2 separate regions of the Mus musculus genome follow, and region 2 is linked to region 1. Evidence: chromatin contacts called from ENCODE Hi-C or POLR2A ChIA-PET data. All regions are on one chromosome and are shown on one strand. Each heading gives the region's core, a stretch centred on a gene start or an enhancer-like site at or near the end of the contact. The rest is flanking DNA. Distances are from core to core; before and after follow the strand shown.

What was found. Hi-C counts contacts between places; a loop is a spot of excess contacts on that map. ChIA-PET counts read pairs that join two places held with the same protein, here RNA polymerase II (POLR2A).
Region 2: a loop to region 1 is called in a map of gastrocnemius, with 2.3 times the contacts of the local background. The contact joins two enhancer-like sites. A Hi-C loop is called at or near these places in 1 of 37 maps with a recorded cell type or tissue (gastrocnemius). POLR2A ChIA-PET finds 5 or more read pairs at or near these places in 1 of 5 experiments (Patski).

The regions. Positions count from the first base shown.
Region 1 is chr12:70,539,854-70,546,839 of GRCm38, reverse strand. It overlaps Gm32219 (a long non-coding RNA gene), which reads right to left. Exons shown (of 4, transcript XR_872795.2): 2 at 6,245-6,458; 3 at 4,668-5,045; 4 at 2,253-2,946. Among named protein-coding and RNA genes, the nearest start is that of Gm32219, 7.7 kb to the right of the region's middle. Within about 2 kb of position 1,426, at least 1 of the 3 ENCODE cell types and tissues checked has a DNase peak (open chromatin) inside an H3K27ac peak, as active enhancers do; it is gastrocnemius, where a contact is called at or near this core.
Region 2 is chr12:70,582,691-70,590,587 of GRCm38, reverse strand. It overlaps Gm40436 (a long non-coding RNA gene), which reads right to left and starts at 2. Exons shown (of 3, transcript XR_872797.2): 1 at 1-2. Within about 2 kb of position 3,747, at least 1 of the 3 ENCODE cell types and tissues checked has a DNase peak (open chromatin) inside an H3K27ac peak, as active enhancers do; it is gastrocnemius, where a contact is called at or near this core.

The sequences.
Region 1 (6,986 bases), core at 177-2,676:
CTCTATGCAGACTGTGGAATGACCCCACCAACAAATCACAGTTGGTCTTGACCTCATCCCACAACTGAATGAAGCTTTAGTGCCAGCCTTTAAGGCTCTGTGACCCATCACTGACTTGTTGCGATTTTTCCAGAGCATATCTTACCAGTCTCATTTTTACCATGGATAACTGACTAATTCCACAGCATCAAATCTTTCCCTACTTGCTAGCTTCTATGACTACTTCAGCCTCCGGCCCAGTTCATGAATCCAGGCCCTCTCTGTGAGATTCCCCAGCCCATGACCTTGAGTTAACTCCATATCTGGCTCCAGTCATATTGGGACTGACTGACTGAGTGCCCCTTTCCCCTGCCCAGGCCCTCTCAGCCAGAGCACCACCTCCCTTCTACTTCCCATCAGCCCCCAGCCATCCATCTCAAATGCAAACTCTAAGCTGGGTCTCTCCAGCTGTTTCTAGGATGTGAGTGGTACTCAGCTTTGGATTCCCATGAAACAATATCTTTTCTCCTCCTGAGAAGCCATGGAAGAACACAGTCCCTGCTACTAAAAAAAAAAAAAAAGCAAACAGCTCTCCCTTGTTTTCTAAATTGTTCTTCATAGATTTCTGGGGCCCTTCATGGTTCAGCCCATTTATTTCATACCTTCCAGGACATCCCTTCTCTCCAGAAAATCAGTACCTCTATGATTCTTGAGAGCACACTCCTCTTGCTGGGAACACCTTTCTTTTTTGAAGACCTTAACCCTGTCCGTCCGTTCTTCACTATCCGTCTTATGACCCATCTCCCCCATGGGCACTTCAGGTTGTGTTTTTAACTAACATTTAGCTTTTACATCAAGCAACTTAGCCCCCAAGCCACATGTCACTTCACAGGAGATGCTGAGCTTCAGGGTGAAAGTCCTCTGAGGCTAAACACGTGCCATATGCCCTGTGTGCTTCTCACCCGTGATGTCACAGGCCTGCAGGCACAGCCAATAGGACTGAGCTCCTCTTCCATGGCAAAGGTGCCCAGCAAACCCTTACTCGTCCGTGTTCCAAACCATTGCACCTCTGCATGCACCAAAATTTGTTTACCTATCAGGACCATTACAGCCTCTTCTCTTGGTAGAAAAACCCAAAGCCCCCAAAGGGAGTTTTCTGCGAGACTTCCTTCAGCAGGGGAGTTAAACATTTGATACAGAGAGTCAGGGGTCTTTTCTTGAATAGTGAATTGGCTGGCTGATTCACGGGTCTGGGGTGTGACCTGACAAAAATGGCGGGCCACAGGGACCTCATTTGCCAGATATAATCTGCAAAGGGTAGGATGAAGGCAGAGAAGGGGCATTCCCCACCCCCAGGGAGGTCTATCTAGCCACAGTGGCTTAGATTCTCCTCCACCTCTTCCCTGGTTAGAGTCCAAATCTGGTTACCAAATATCTGGAACCTTCAGCCAAAAGACCATTTGGCCTTGAAGACTCGTTTTTATCTACAGGGATCTCCCTTCCCCAGGCCTCCACTTGGCCTGCCCTCATTGGAGGAACTGAACAAACACAGCCAAGCTTCTCCCCACCAGCTGCAGCCTTGGGCTTGCAGGCTATTTTGACTCCTGCTATGAATCAGAATGGAATTATGAATAATTTGTAGGAGGCTTGTTGCGTCTTGTTCCAGCCTTTCTTTAGCTCAGCTTTCCTTGTTTGGTTTTTCAAGTCCTCCAATGTCTGATTCTTCTAAAGGCTTCGGGGGTAGCAAGCTTTACAGGGATTCTGGCTTCCCCGGGTTGATGTCTCAGCAAGCCCTTCCATTTGCTGTGCCACGTGTGGATAAGGAAGGGAACAGGCAGGGCCGAGGACAGCCAGGCATCTCTCTGACAAGCAGGTTAAGTGTCTGTGTGTCCTAGCATGAGCATACTGAGACCAGAGGCCAAATGGTTTCCCACACCCATTTCTGCAGCCATTTGCACGCCCATCTTGCTCACTCACACAGACTTTATATGGAGAGCAACTATTAACCAAGTTGGGGGGAGATGTTTAAAATACATTTTCCTCAAAGAAAATATGAAACAGCCAGGCCCCAAAGTGACAGGACCTTGTACAAATGATCATCTATACATAATCAGACTCTACCTCGGGAAGTGTTTCAATAAAATAGGAGACGTACCCTCTCCTGAGACGCCTCTAACGGAGGGCTGGGTGCTCCTGAGAGCTTTCTGGCAGGAGAGCTATCCCACAGAGATCTGCTTGTGTTTCCTCTGAGACAACCACGTGAAAGTGCAAGGTACCGTGAAGAAAAATACAATTTACTATCTGCTCTTCTTCCCCTGAGGACCTCAGGACCTCGCTTCCACCCTGGGGTTCACAGGAATCCTGTGGGGGCGGGGAAAAGTAATGCCTCCTGCTCCCTGCAGGTGTGCGGGAGCCCGAGCCAGGCACAGCGAAGAGCAGGAAGACTGAGCATAAACACACTGATGGGTGAAGGAGAGGGAAGCGTGCACACCCATTTTCGTATGGGGGGGGGGGCACACTGGACCCTCACAGGCCCTAAGGAAGGACCTGTGCATCAGGCCGATTAGCAAGTGTGAAATTCTCTTTCAACTCCCCCAAGCCTTAAGAGAGTCATCTTCCTGTACCCCCGGAACTTGACAAAGCCTTTTTTTTTTTAAATCAGGAGTCTCCCTTTGAAATGATAGCTGCAAGCATTTACATCCAAAACTGCATTAAACTTGATCCCTGTTCAGTAAGAAGTCAGAGGAGAAGAGCATCCATACAGAGCGTCAGCCTTGTGGGTGTCATAGACTTGCTGGTCCCACTCAGTCCTGGGGTCCAAGCACAGGGGAACAGCAGGCAGCCGGGCCAGTGGTGAAGCATAGTTCTGGATGAGACCAGTGTGCTGCGAATCTGACTGTGTCACTTTCTAGACATCGTTGGGACAGCTCTCTTCCTGCTCAGGCTTCGGTTTCCTCTTATCTATAGCTGAGAAAATGATAGAAACTCCATCAGGGGTCATTATAAGAATTAATTAGGACTCTATGTTCCCTCCTAAGTAATTTTATATATGTGATTGTATGCTGTTCCTCACAATAAGCCTTTGAAGAAAGTCCTACTGCCACTCACATTTTAATGAGGAAACGGAGTTACAGAGTGGCTACTTGCCTGAGGTCACCATTCAACCAGGCTTCAAACGCAGAGCGTCTGACTCCAGGGCAAACCCGAACACTCTGACTCCCCTCCCCAAACCCCTCTATTTCTGGTTCATTATTGATATTCTGGTTGCTTTATTGATAGCTGCTAAAGCCAAATGGATGGTGGGTGTTGGTGAACTCTTGTTTTTTATCATGAAGGTATACTGGGCACTCGGCCAAGTTACACTCACTCTCCTGGTGCTAGGGCGTGAAGAGGGGAGGGTAGTCATGCAGCCTGTGTCTAAGGAACATTTGCTATCAAGAGGGAGGGAGAGGGAAGGAGGGAGAAAGAGAGAGAGAGAGGGAGGGAGAAAGAGAGAGAGTAGGAGGGAGGGAAGGAGACTTGCAGGATAGAAAAGAACCAGGTATGAAGGGAGGACAGAAGGCAGAATTGGTGGGGACCGGAGAGAACTGAGAAGTAATGGTGTGCTTTGAACACACTGAAACAGTCCGATGTCTGCTCAGTTTTTGTGATAAACTGAACAAGGCCTGGGGACCTTCAATAGCAAGCCTAGTTCCTCAGCAAGATGTCTGGGAAGGCTTAGGTTTGTGACCCAGCCCTGCAGCCTGCACTGCCTGCTCTGCACCACCGTCTGCCTGAGATGTAGGTTGTTGCTGCTAGCTCTTCAAGAGCCCAAACGCTGCACTTAGGAGCCTGAGTTTTATTCCCTGATGAATGGAAATACCCACAATGCCCATCGGTTCTGAGTGGACAGGAGGTAAATCCTGCTGGTATCTCTCTATCTGCACACCCCCTAGCTGTGGACAGGGCACCAGTGAACTAGGTTTTTCGTTTTCCTTTATGCAATCAGAGCATCTGGAGGGGCTCTCCTGCAGCCCCTGCTATGTCCCACACACGAAAGGATCAAAGCCCTGAGCTAGTCTTCAGACTATAATTTAAGATAATTAAGGTTTTTTTTAACTAAATTACATTTTAACATTTCATAACAGAGCTGTCAAGATCCTATCTATCAAAAAACTCTATCAAGCAAACAAAAGGGGGGCTAATTATATTTTCAGACACATGCAGCCATCACTCTGTGCAGTTCTCATTAAAGACTTCTGTCTTCCTTCACACTCTCGTTTTCAAATGTCCTTCATCTACCCCTCCCACCCCTGGAGTCAGAGACTCCACACTCTTAAATAAAATAATGGGAAGTATGTCAGGGCAGTGTAATGAATGCTATGGCAGGATTACTCAGAAACAGGTATTCTAGTTACAATGGTATCAATAGGAAAGCTCTCCTACTTGGTTCGGGCATTGTGCCTCACAGATACATTCTGACTAGGGCTGCAGAAAAGGTGAGCATGCTGCACTCCTCAGATGGGAAAAATGAAGCCAAAAGCTTCCTACTTGAAGCTGAATTTACCTTCATCTCATTTCCGTGAGATTGTTTGGTCTAAGATTTCCTATGAGATACCCAGGGAATACTAAATACCTGAATAGTTCATTCTTTTCACCTCGCCCCCTAAGCATTAGAAAATAGTTATACTGATAAAACTGACTCTTACCTCAAGACCTCCATGGTGGGTTATGAATGGCCGAAGTTACTAAGCATAGTTGTACCCACTTTAAGACTCTGAATAAGCCAGACATGGGTAAGGAACAGATGCTGTGGCCAATCCGCGTATGGTATCTCTCAGTCGCAGTAACTGGACATGCTGGTCACATGATCTTAGTTGGTCCAGTCAGAATTGAGCCCCCAAGTTTCGTTGGCTGGAGGAGAAAGACATGCACTCCCTTTGGACATATGGTAAGAGGACACTGATGTTACACAGAAGTCCCGGTTTGCTGGAGTGTTTGAGCGGAAGGTTTGAGTCAACTCTCCTCCATCTCCTGGAGCCAGAAGAGGTGTGGAATGCCAAGTCCTCGAGGACCTGAACATTGCTCTGAGGGCAAATACAATATTAGGTAAAGCTAAGAAAATGGTAGAAACACAGGGCAGGAGTCCTGGTTCATCTGGACCCTGACTGGTTCAACTGAATATTGACCCAATGCCAGAGTCAGCTGACAGTCCACCGGCTCTGAGAGTTGAGAGTGGAGCTCTTAGCTTCATGGCACCACAGGCCTTTCACACACTGATAGAGCCAAGATTCTTCCTTATATAGACACATGAGCTCACGTGGACTAGGGTTGTCCAGGGCATGGACCTCAGGCTTGAGATTCTCTTTCACAATACCATTGGGCTCTACCCTAGGACAGAGGCGAGGACCCTTTCTCAGTTACTTATCAAACACAGAGGGGTTGCCTTACTTCTAAGCATCAACTTATTCCTCCGTAAAATGATAATAATAACACCTACTCTGCAGAGATGTAAACATTACACAAACTCATGGATGTGGAAAAGTTAACATAATATTTTCTCATCGGCTATAGCATTGAACAATTAAGGCTTTTCCTCAAAGGACTCCAGAGTCAAAGCAGCCCTTAATATCAGTGTCTGTGTACAGTGTTAGGACACACACACCGCCGAACTCACAACTGACCTAGAAACATAAGGCAGTTGATCAGGGGTGGGGGTGGGGTTAAATTGGGGGATAGGCAGGCTACAGCTTCCTCATCCACAAGGCCCCTAGACAATGACCAGTAGCATTATGGGGTCAAATAAAAGAGAAGGATTTGACCCTTTTGAAGTGGATTAGGGAGAGCTCATTAACCTCGAAGGTCTTTTACAGCAAACTTAAAGGGGAATAAACCAGATGTGCAGTTCCATACCTACAGATTTTCAGAATTGTTCCAGTACAAACGACAGCCGTTTCCCACGCCTGCTCAGCAGTGACTCATTCCGCTGTGTCTTACAGGCCAAGTCCCCCACACGCAGCCCCTAGCCCCCACCCCTTACCCCCCACTCCACCCTCCCGCCCTACCTTTCTCCCCTGCAAACCCTTCCTCACCCAAAGGGGCTCCCACCCCTCCTTCCCTCAGACACACAAAGCCCTCCTCAGATGCCCCTTTGGTTCTATGCTTTTTAGAAACATCACTGAGAATGAGAAACACAGGGCAGAGCCAGAATGAGTTCCATCCTGTGACGCCGCAGATTGGGCTGGCCCATCCGCTCGGGCCTGGAGTGTGGGCCGCTATTGCTTACCTTCCAACATCTTGTGTTTCTTTTTACCTTAAAATATTCCTTTTTCCATCCCAGTTGTCTTTCTAAGTAGGCCAGTCACAAATAAACACGTTGCTGAGAGCTAATGCAATCGCTCGTTGCAGTTCCAGTGTCTGTGACAGTACTACGTAGGTGCCAAAGGAAGTCCCGATGACACGGCCCAGCAAACTTGACTTTCTCTCCACTGCCAAGCGGGCTGCAAGATCGGGGAGAGAGAGTAATTAGGTCTCATCCCACCCTATCAGCTCTGCTAAACTAATTTATCCCTGAGTGAGTCCTCTCCCTGAAGACTTTCCGGAGTTCTGAATGGTGTTGTGAGGGGTCCCAGAAGCCCAGAGCTGTTCCTACTTTCCACATCTCTGCTGGTGTTGACTCGACCACAGACTTCTGTTCCCAACTTCAAATAACGGAGATCATGGAGGCAAGGGGAAGAAACGCTGACAGGGCCCATGAAGCCACCGCGGTGCTGTGGTGAAGCACCGTGCCAGCCGTGCCAGCCGGCGTGTCTTACGGAAAGGCAAGCAGATTCAGGCTTAGCTGGCAGAAGCACAGCCAAGCCACACTAATGTCACAGTTCTGCTGAGGCCAAGGCTGGCTTACCAAGGAAAATGTTCGTCATGGCTGAGGGGGAGAAGGGTGGACAGCTCACGGAGAGGAGCTGCGTCATCTGAAGTACAGCCCGAACCAAGACCTTGTGCCTGGAAGGCAAGCTCTGCACTGATAG
Region 2 (7,897 bases), core at 2,498-4,997, 41 kb before region 1:
TCAGAGGCCACTGAGCACATGGCTCACTTCATGACGCAGACGGAGGAGTGGAATTTACTGGCGAATAAAACAAGAGATATTTGCCAAATATCTCATTTCCTTCGTGAAACCAGATGGTTGTGAATCATGTAAAAAAAAAATTCTTCTGAGTTCCGTTAATAAATATTTCAGGTTAGTTACAAACTAGTAATGGATTTGTTATTGCATGCATGTGTGAGAAAGTTCTAGGTTGCAACATGTGAAAGTATGTGAAAAACATGCAGTGTTTAAATATTTATCTTCCCAACATATTCTGAATCAGTAACGTATTAAATTCCCAACCCAACAAAGGTTCTGGGGTCTCCACAGTGCTGCACAGAAAAGGGTGAGGTGGGATATAAGCTTCACTGTGGTCTCATCTCTCACTTGGAAGAATCATTTTGTTATAGCTTTGAAAAGAGAGTTAGCTCTCTCTTCTTCTCCTTCTCCTTCTCCTCCTCCTCCTCCTCTTCCTTCTCCTCCTCCTCTTCCTTCTCCTCCTTTGCCTCCTTCTCCTCCTTCTCCTCTTTCTCCTCCTTCTCTTTCTCCTCCTCCTCCTCCTCCTCCTCCTCCTCCTCCTCCTCCTCCTCCTCCTCCTCCTCCTCCTCCTTCTTCTTCTTCTTCTTCTTCTTCTTCTTCTTCTTCTTCTTCTTCTTCTTCTTCTTCTTCTTCTTCTTCTTCTTCTTCTTCCTTCTCCCCTCTCCCCTCAGAAGAGAGGAAGAGAAAAAAGAATGTAGGGGGAACAGGGAGGACTAGATAGATTCTTGGCTAGGCCTAAGACCTATGAAGGAACCACAGACCACTGTAGCTCTCTGCCTCTCTGTACAGCATGCTCCTTGCTTGGAGCAGGAAGCAGGCCTTAGTCTCCCAAGGCACATAAGGAAATGTCACTCTTCAGCACAACCTAGCACACAAGGTTCTGGCACCATCCTCTGGCCTCCTGACAAGAATGCTTACTGACAGATCCCAAGATATCTTAAGTCCATCTGCTGTGTTCTGAAGATCAAAAACAAATGTGTGGAGTCTCCCCTTCTAGGACCCACCCTCTCGCTCAAGCTTTGACCTGCTCTTAGGATCACTTAAGCTCTCTAGGTAAAGCCTAGACTTGCTCCAAGGAGGCCTCTCCTGAAGAGAGACTTGCACAGTGCATGCTACACCGGCTTCCACACCTCACTGACCCAAGAGATGAGACACCCAGCATATGCTCACACAGGAGAGAGGCAGCCAATGCTGGGAGAACAACTCTACAATGTCAGGATTGTTTTCCTACAAGACTCACAGCCAGTGCTAGATGGAAGCTTAGCCCTGACTTTACAGAAGGAAGGATGCTAAGGCTCAGACACATCAAGCAGCTCGTATGAGTCTTGCCGATCTCCCAGAACGATTGGGGTTAGATACCAAAGTAGGGGAGGAATGCCTTCATTTTTAATGTTTTGACATCCTAGATTTTGTTGTAAACAAGAAGTAATAAATTCAACCCAGCTCTTCTTCACGAGAAATTATAGCTAGGGCTTAGTGGGAGGTAAGTCTTGGTGATGAGGGACAGGGAAGTGCCAGGCAACATTTATATCTGTCCCTAAGCAGACACCTGTTTGACACGGGAAAACAAAAGAAAACATACTATCCCCACCAACTTGTTTCACCAGAAAAGCAGGTTCAAATGCCAAGGTAGATAGAGAAGGGGACAGAGCCAGAAGGATCAGGGGAGAGGTTCCTACAACTCTTCCTCAGGATGGGGGTTTGGTTCCCATTTGATTTTGAATAATGGACCCACTGTGTGAAGTGCCACATTATCCAGGAGAGGAGAAACCCAAGTGCCTTTGTAGGTTTCTTCCTCCTTTCTTCATGGACTCCTGATACTGCGGGTTCCAGGTGGTAAGCACTTAATGCCCACTCGGACAGACCGTACCTAGATCCTGGCTTGGAGTTTAGTTCATTCCAGGAAACACCAGAGTGCAACTGGAGGTTCTCTGGCTCTGGGTGACAAAAGAGGATTTATAAACAGGACTTAAGAGCCTTCCTGAGAAAGAAGAACTGGCCACTCTTCAGTCAGGAGCCAGGGAGTTATTTGCACACCAAGCAAATAGCTCTCAAGCTCACAGTAAATGGCCCTGAAGCCCTATCATTTGCTGACCCTGGGAATTCACCCGTGACATCTTTGGAATTTGAAATAGCCGTTAGGCATATTTCACTGGGAGGTTTACAGATTCTTCTAGAAGGGATGGTCCTTAGAAATGTGCAGCATCAGTGAGGTTCCGGTGAGCAGGCACTGCTTGTCAGATTTGCCTCTCTTCATCATCTAAGTGCCTGCAAGAACAGATGTGGAGCTGAGAGTTAGGGTTAGCCAGTCTCCTGGGAAGTGAGGTTAAAACCCACATTCAGCCAGTGCTCTTCCCACATCCAATAAACAGCCTCTCTCTCGGCACCTCAGTGTGTGACATGCCGCTGCAGATGATTCCTTTAGGATTAAACATTTAAGAAACCTGTTTCCAGATGAAAATACTATGAAAAGGGGCAGCGTATCAGGCCTCTCCAATCCCAGTTCACACTTGGAGATGGCTATTTAAAGATGTGATTAAATCAAACACACAGTAGGCCTTACTTTAATATGACACATACCCTCAGAAGAAGAGGATACAGGCTATACTATGGGAACCTTGAATGAGGACTCATAGGTGAGAAAGCCATGTAGAAGGGTAGGAGAGGGGCCTTAGGAGGACCTGCATGCATGGACATTGCAGTCTCAGGCATCCAGCCTCTAGAACCAGGTGAAGATAAATCGCCATTGAAATACCTAGCATGAGGTTCTTAGACTAATATGGAGTATTTATGTTTGATCTTAGATTATTGTTACTAGATTAAATCGAAAACCTTGTAACTTCCATTCTGTTGAGGAGTGAGAACCATGGGGAAGTGATGCCGTTGTGGGGAAGCTGGGCAGTGTGTAAAAGTGAGGGATACTGAGCCAGAGCCAACCGTAAGACTTCAGCTGTCTCGCCTCTACTGCAGTGCAACATCTACTTCAGTGGGGTCTCCTGCAATGTACTGATTATAATTACATTGACTTCATAAAGCTGCCGAGGTTGACTAAGACCCATGGCAAGTGTACAGTGCCTGGGATGTAAGTGTCCCATCCATGGTAGTTAGGACAGTGGTGAGGGCCTATGAGAAAGGGACTGTACAGATGTGGGTTTGTGAAAGGCAGAGAGGAGGTTGATACAGTCACATCGGGGCAAGAGCCTAGGTATCAATTCTAGGCCTAAACTCATTTCCTAACTAAGATATGGCTTTACCACCTTGACCCTCCATTTCCTCACTTATACAACAATAAGCTTGACTACACACAAAGGGAAGAAGTGGGAGGGCAGAGCTGAAAACCACACTTTCCTCACAATTTGAGGAAAGTTTTCACTTTTCCTTTCCAGAGATGGCAATCGCAGGTCAACCTTGGAGTGACACAAAGCACACACACCCTCCTTGCCCTCTTCTGTCTTGTTTGTGAAATAAGATCTCCTTCTGTCACTCAAACCTGTCCTGGAAATCACCACCTTCCCATAATCTCCCAAGTGTGTTCTTCATGTATGTCACCAAACCCCATCCCTGATGGTGATAGGGAAGAGGGGCCTTTTCGAGACCAGCTCTGAACCCTGGAGTGGCCCTTTGTCCTTGGTGATCTTCATAGCTCCTCCTCCAAGCTCGTCTGTGCCCAGTGGATCGAGCTCCCAATGCCGGAGTGGCATTTCACCAGGTACATGGGGAAGTCGAACCTTTTGTCATTGTAAAGGAATATACAGAGGTTTACCCTGGCAGTGAATTCTCCAGCAATGTGAGGAGGCTTCCTCACAAAAGTGATTACACGGATTAGATAATTGACACATTTCTGAAGAGAGCACACATTCATTCAGGCAAGGAGCTCTGTCTGCTTGCTGCCAAGACACTGCGCTGCACACTGGACAGGAGAGGGAAGAGCAAGATACAGTTCTTCCCTGGGGAGGAATTCCGGAGTGGTAAAACAAAACTCATAATCATACCACAATCTTCATGCCAAATGAGCATATTGCAGGGCCAGGGAGGTAGCTCTGTGGGTAAAACTTGCCTCCCAGCATTAGGGTCAAAGTTCAATCCCTAGGACCAACTGGAAAGATGCTGGCCAGGCCTGCAGGAGCTTTTGGTCAATGCCAAAAGGACAGAGATAAGATAATCCCTGGGGCTCCTTGGCCAGCTAGTCTATCGTCATTGGTGGGCTCCAAGCCAATGAAACCCTTTGTCTCAGAGGAGGCATTTCTAAGGATGACATCAGAAGTTATCCTCTGGCCTCCACACTTACATGTACCTGCAGATACACACATGCACACACACACACACACACACACACACACACACACACACACCAGCATATTGCTGTTGAGTACTGGAATAATCTCCTCATGGAAACAATTGAACACTATCAATAAACCATTGCTCACCCGATAACTAACACCCACTTAGTACTTTTCCAGATTCAAGGGCTCAAGTTCATTGCTAAGATGAGGATACCTCTCAATTCCAGGGAACAAGAAAGCCTGAAATCCCTTGCCAACTGCATGTCAGGCCCTCCAGGTAGACTTGTAAAGAGACAAGACAGTCCATTTCTATATTGTATCTCTGGTCAAAACAAGTATTTGAAATGTGAATTCTCCTATTATCTGTCATTCAAATTGAGTGAATTGTGGAAGCAGGGATAGGATTCATCAAGGACAGGGAGCTAACAGGAGACCTTCACAAAAAGGAACATCTAGCATGAATACAGTTCATGGAAGGAGCTATAAGTTGGGCAGTGATTTTCTAGTGAGACTCCACAGATATCGTGTATAAAGCAGAGGTGAAGTTCTATGGATTTCTTCACTTTCATCTCTCAGACCTCGGGATGACTCCAGATTCTGGGGCAAGCCTTATGGTGTCATTAGCACATGAAGGAGAATGATAGCCGTGGTTTCCTAAAGAGAGAATGAGACACAGTGACTATGGCCCATTTCCTCCAAAGCTCTTACATGTCTACAAGCAGACAACTGTGTCTCTATCATGTAGCCCAGTCTTTTCCGCCATGAACTTGTGCAGCCCCTTAAGAATACTCAAGAAAACTGGCGTTATTAGCTGGGCCTTTAAGACCATTACTCGTCTGTGAAGTGTGGATCATGACTGTACCTGCCTTGTGTGATGGCTGTGTGAGATAGGTGGGAGGATACGCAAGTGTTCACTCTGTGCCTGCTATCAACAAATGCACTCTGCTGTCTTCCAGGGAGAAAGCATTGCGAAACTCAGGAATAGAAGATAAGAATTTTTTCCAGTGAGCCCAGTGAGAACAGGCTCCACAAACATTTCTTTGTTTTCCCTTTTGTTCTTAAATTTTTAATTGTAATAAATTGTGTACCACCTGCCTATCATCTTAACCCACTGGTTCTCAACCCTCCTAATGCTGCGCCCCTCGAACAGTTCCTCATGTTGGGGTGACCACAACCATAAAATTATTTTTGTTGCTACTTCATAACTGTAACTTTGCTACTCTTATGAATCACAATATAAATATCTGTTTTCTGATGGTCTTAGGTAACCTCTGTGAAAGGATCGGTCAACACCCAAAGGGGTCTTGACCCACAGGTTGAGAACTATAGTCTTAACCATTGCTAAATGTACATTTCTGTGATGTTGAAGGATTTACAATTTTGTCTGACCACATCCAGGAATTTTTCATCTTCTCAAACTAAAATTCTACACGTGCTAAACAATAACTCATCCTTTCTACCAGCAGGCTCTGTCAACTCCCATTTTCTTATGTTTATATTTTCTGTTTATATTATGTTGACTACATTAGATACTTATGGAAGTAGACACAAGACTTGGCCATTGCATTTGGCTCATTTCACTGAGTGTAATGTATTTAGAATCCATGCACAGTATGGCATAGGCCAGAACTGCAATGCCTTTTAGAACTAAATAATATTTCACTGCATGCACATACTGTGTTTTCTTTATGAATATTTGGATTGCTTCTGCCATTTGCCTCTTATGAATAATGCTGTTGAGGACATAAATTTACAAATACCCCCTTGAGATTCTACTTTTGATTCTTGTGAAATTCCACCCAGAAGTGGAATTGCAGGGCTACTGAGTAATTTTGTTTTCAATTGTGTTTTCAATTGTAATGCTGTTTCCATAGCAGCTGCTCAGTTTTCATTCCTGCCACAATGCACAAAGCTTCCATTTTCTCCACATTCTTACCCATGGTTGCTATTGTTTGTATTTAGGGCATTACCAAGCAAAATAGGTATGAAGCTTCTAAACATAGTTTCATGGCAAGCCGTAACCTCAATTACCAAAAGAAGAATACATTCAGAAAATGCTGGCTCTCCAGTCTTCTCAACATGGAGAGAAGGGCGTGAGTTCCCACTGCATGGGGTGGACTTTAAAGACTGGCAGCTCTCAGTGTTGATTGTTCTATGACCACAAAGGAAGCTCCAACAGCACGACTACATCTGGAGGAACATGGTGAATGTTTCAATGAAATGTTGCATGAGAGAGAAGCAGGCAGGAAAGAAGGGAGGGGGGGAGAGATGGAGGGAGGAAAAGGGGAGGAAATGGAAAGGAAATAAAAAGCTTTCACACAGCAAAGACAATTGAACAGGAAGAACAGCACACTGCATGGACAATAGTGTTTGCACACCATACATCTGATGGGAATTAATACCCAATACATACAAACATTTCAGTAATTAAAACAAAAGGAACAATACTCTCCTGTGAGAGGCCACACCCATGTTCTCAGGTGTATCTTACTTTTTCCATGAATGCCTTTCTTTCTCTTAATCCTAGTGCATAAAATCTACATTAAAAGTCTCTTAAGAAACTCCAATTCTGCCTCAAGAAGGAAGAGGAGGAAGAGGTGGTGGAGGAGGAGATCAACAAAATAACATATTTAAAAATGAGAAAAACTTGAACCAACTTTTCTCCAAAGAAGACATATAAAAGACACAGGAATGCTCAGCAGATACATGAACAAGACAGGTGCTCAACATGCTGCACCATTAGGAAAATGCAAATCAAAATCACAATGAACTGGGCTAGAATTCTAGCACCCAAGAAGCTGAGACAAGAAGATCACAAGTTTTAGACCAGCTAGGGCTACATGGTCAGAATGTATCACTCTGCATCTATTAGGATGATCATAAAAGTAATCATTAAATAGATCAACCAGTGTGTACATAGACACATAACAATTTTGGGGAGGATGCAGAGACACTGGAGCCCTCTGAAACTGTTGATAGAAGTGTAAAATGGTGAAGGGGATGTGGGGAACCGTATGGAGGTCACTAAAAAACAAACACAGAACTCCTCTATGATACAACGGCATCTGAGTTCTGGGGGTTATTTTCAAAAATGTTGATTTGACAGGGTAGTATGAGAGATAGTTGTGTTCCCACAATGACTGTATTATTGCCCGTTGCTTATAATCAAGATGACAAAACAGCCTAAATGTCCCTCATTGGAGAGATGTTGTAATGGCAATCTTTACTGTCAGTGTAGCTGGATTTGAAGTCGCCTGGGAGACACACCACTGTGGGAAGGCCAGTGAAGCTGCAGCCCTCAGTTCTCCGTTCTCTTCCTCACTGCTGAGCCAGCATGAGCAGCTACCTAGCTCACATTGCCTAGCTCGAATTGCCGTCACATTGCCACATGGGACTGTATCCCTTCAAACTGCAAGCTGAATGAAGTAAACCCTTCCTTGGATTGCTTTTGTCTGGTGTTTGTCATAACAATAAGGAAGCATAACTATACAAATGTATAAAGAGAAAGTAGCACACATACACAGACATGCATACAATAAGCTCTCATTCTGCCTTAG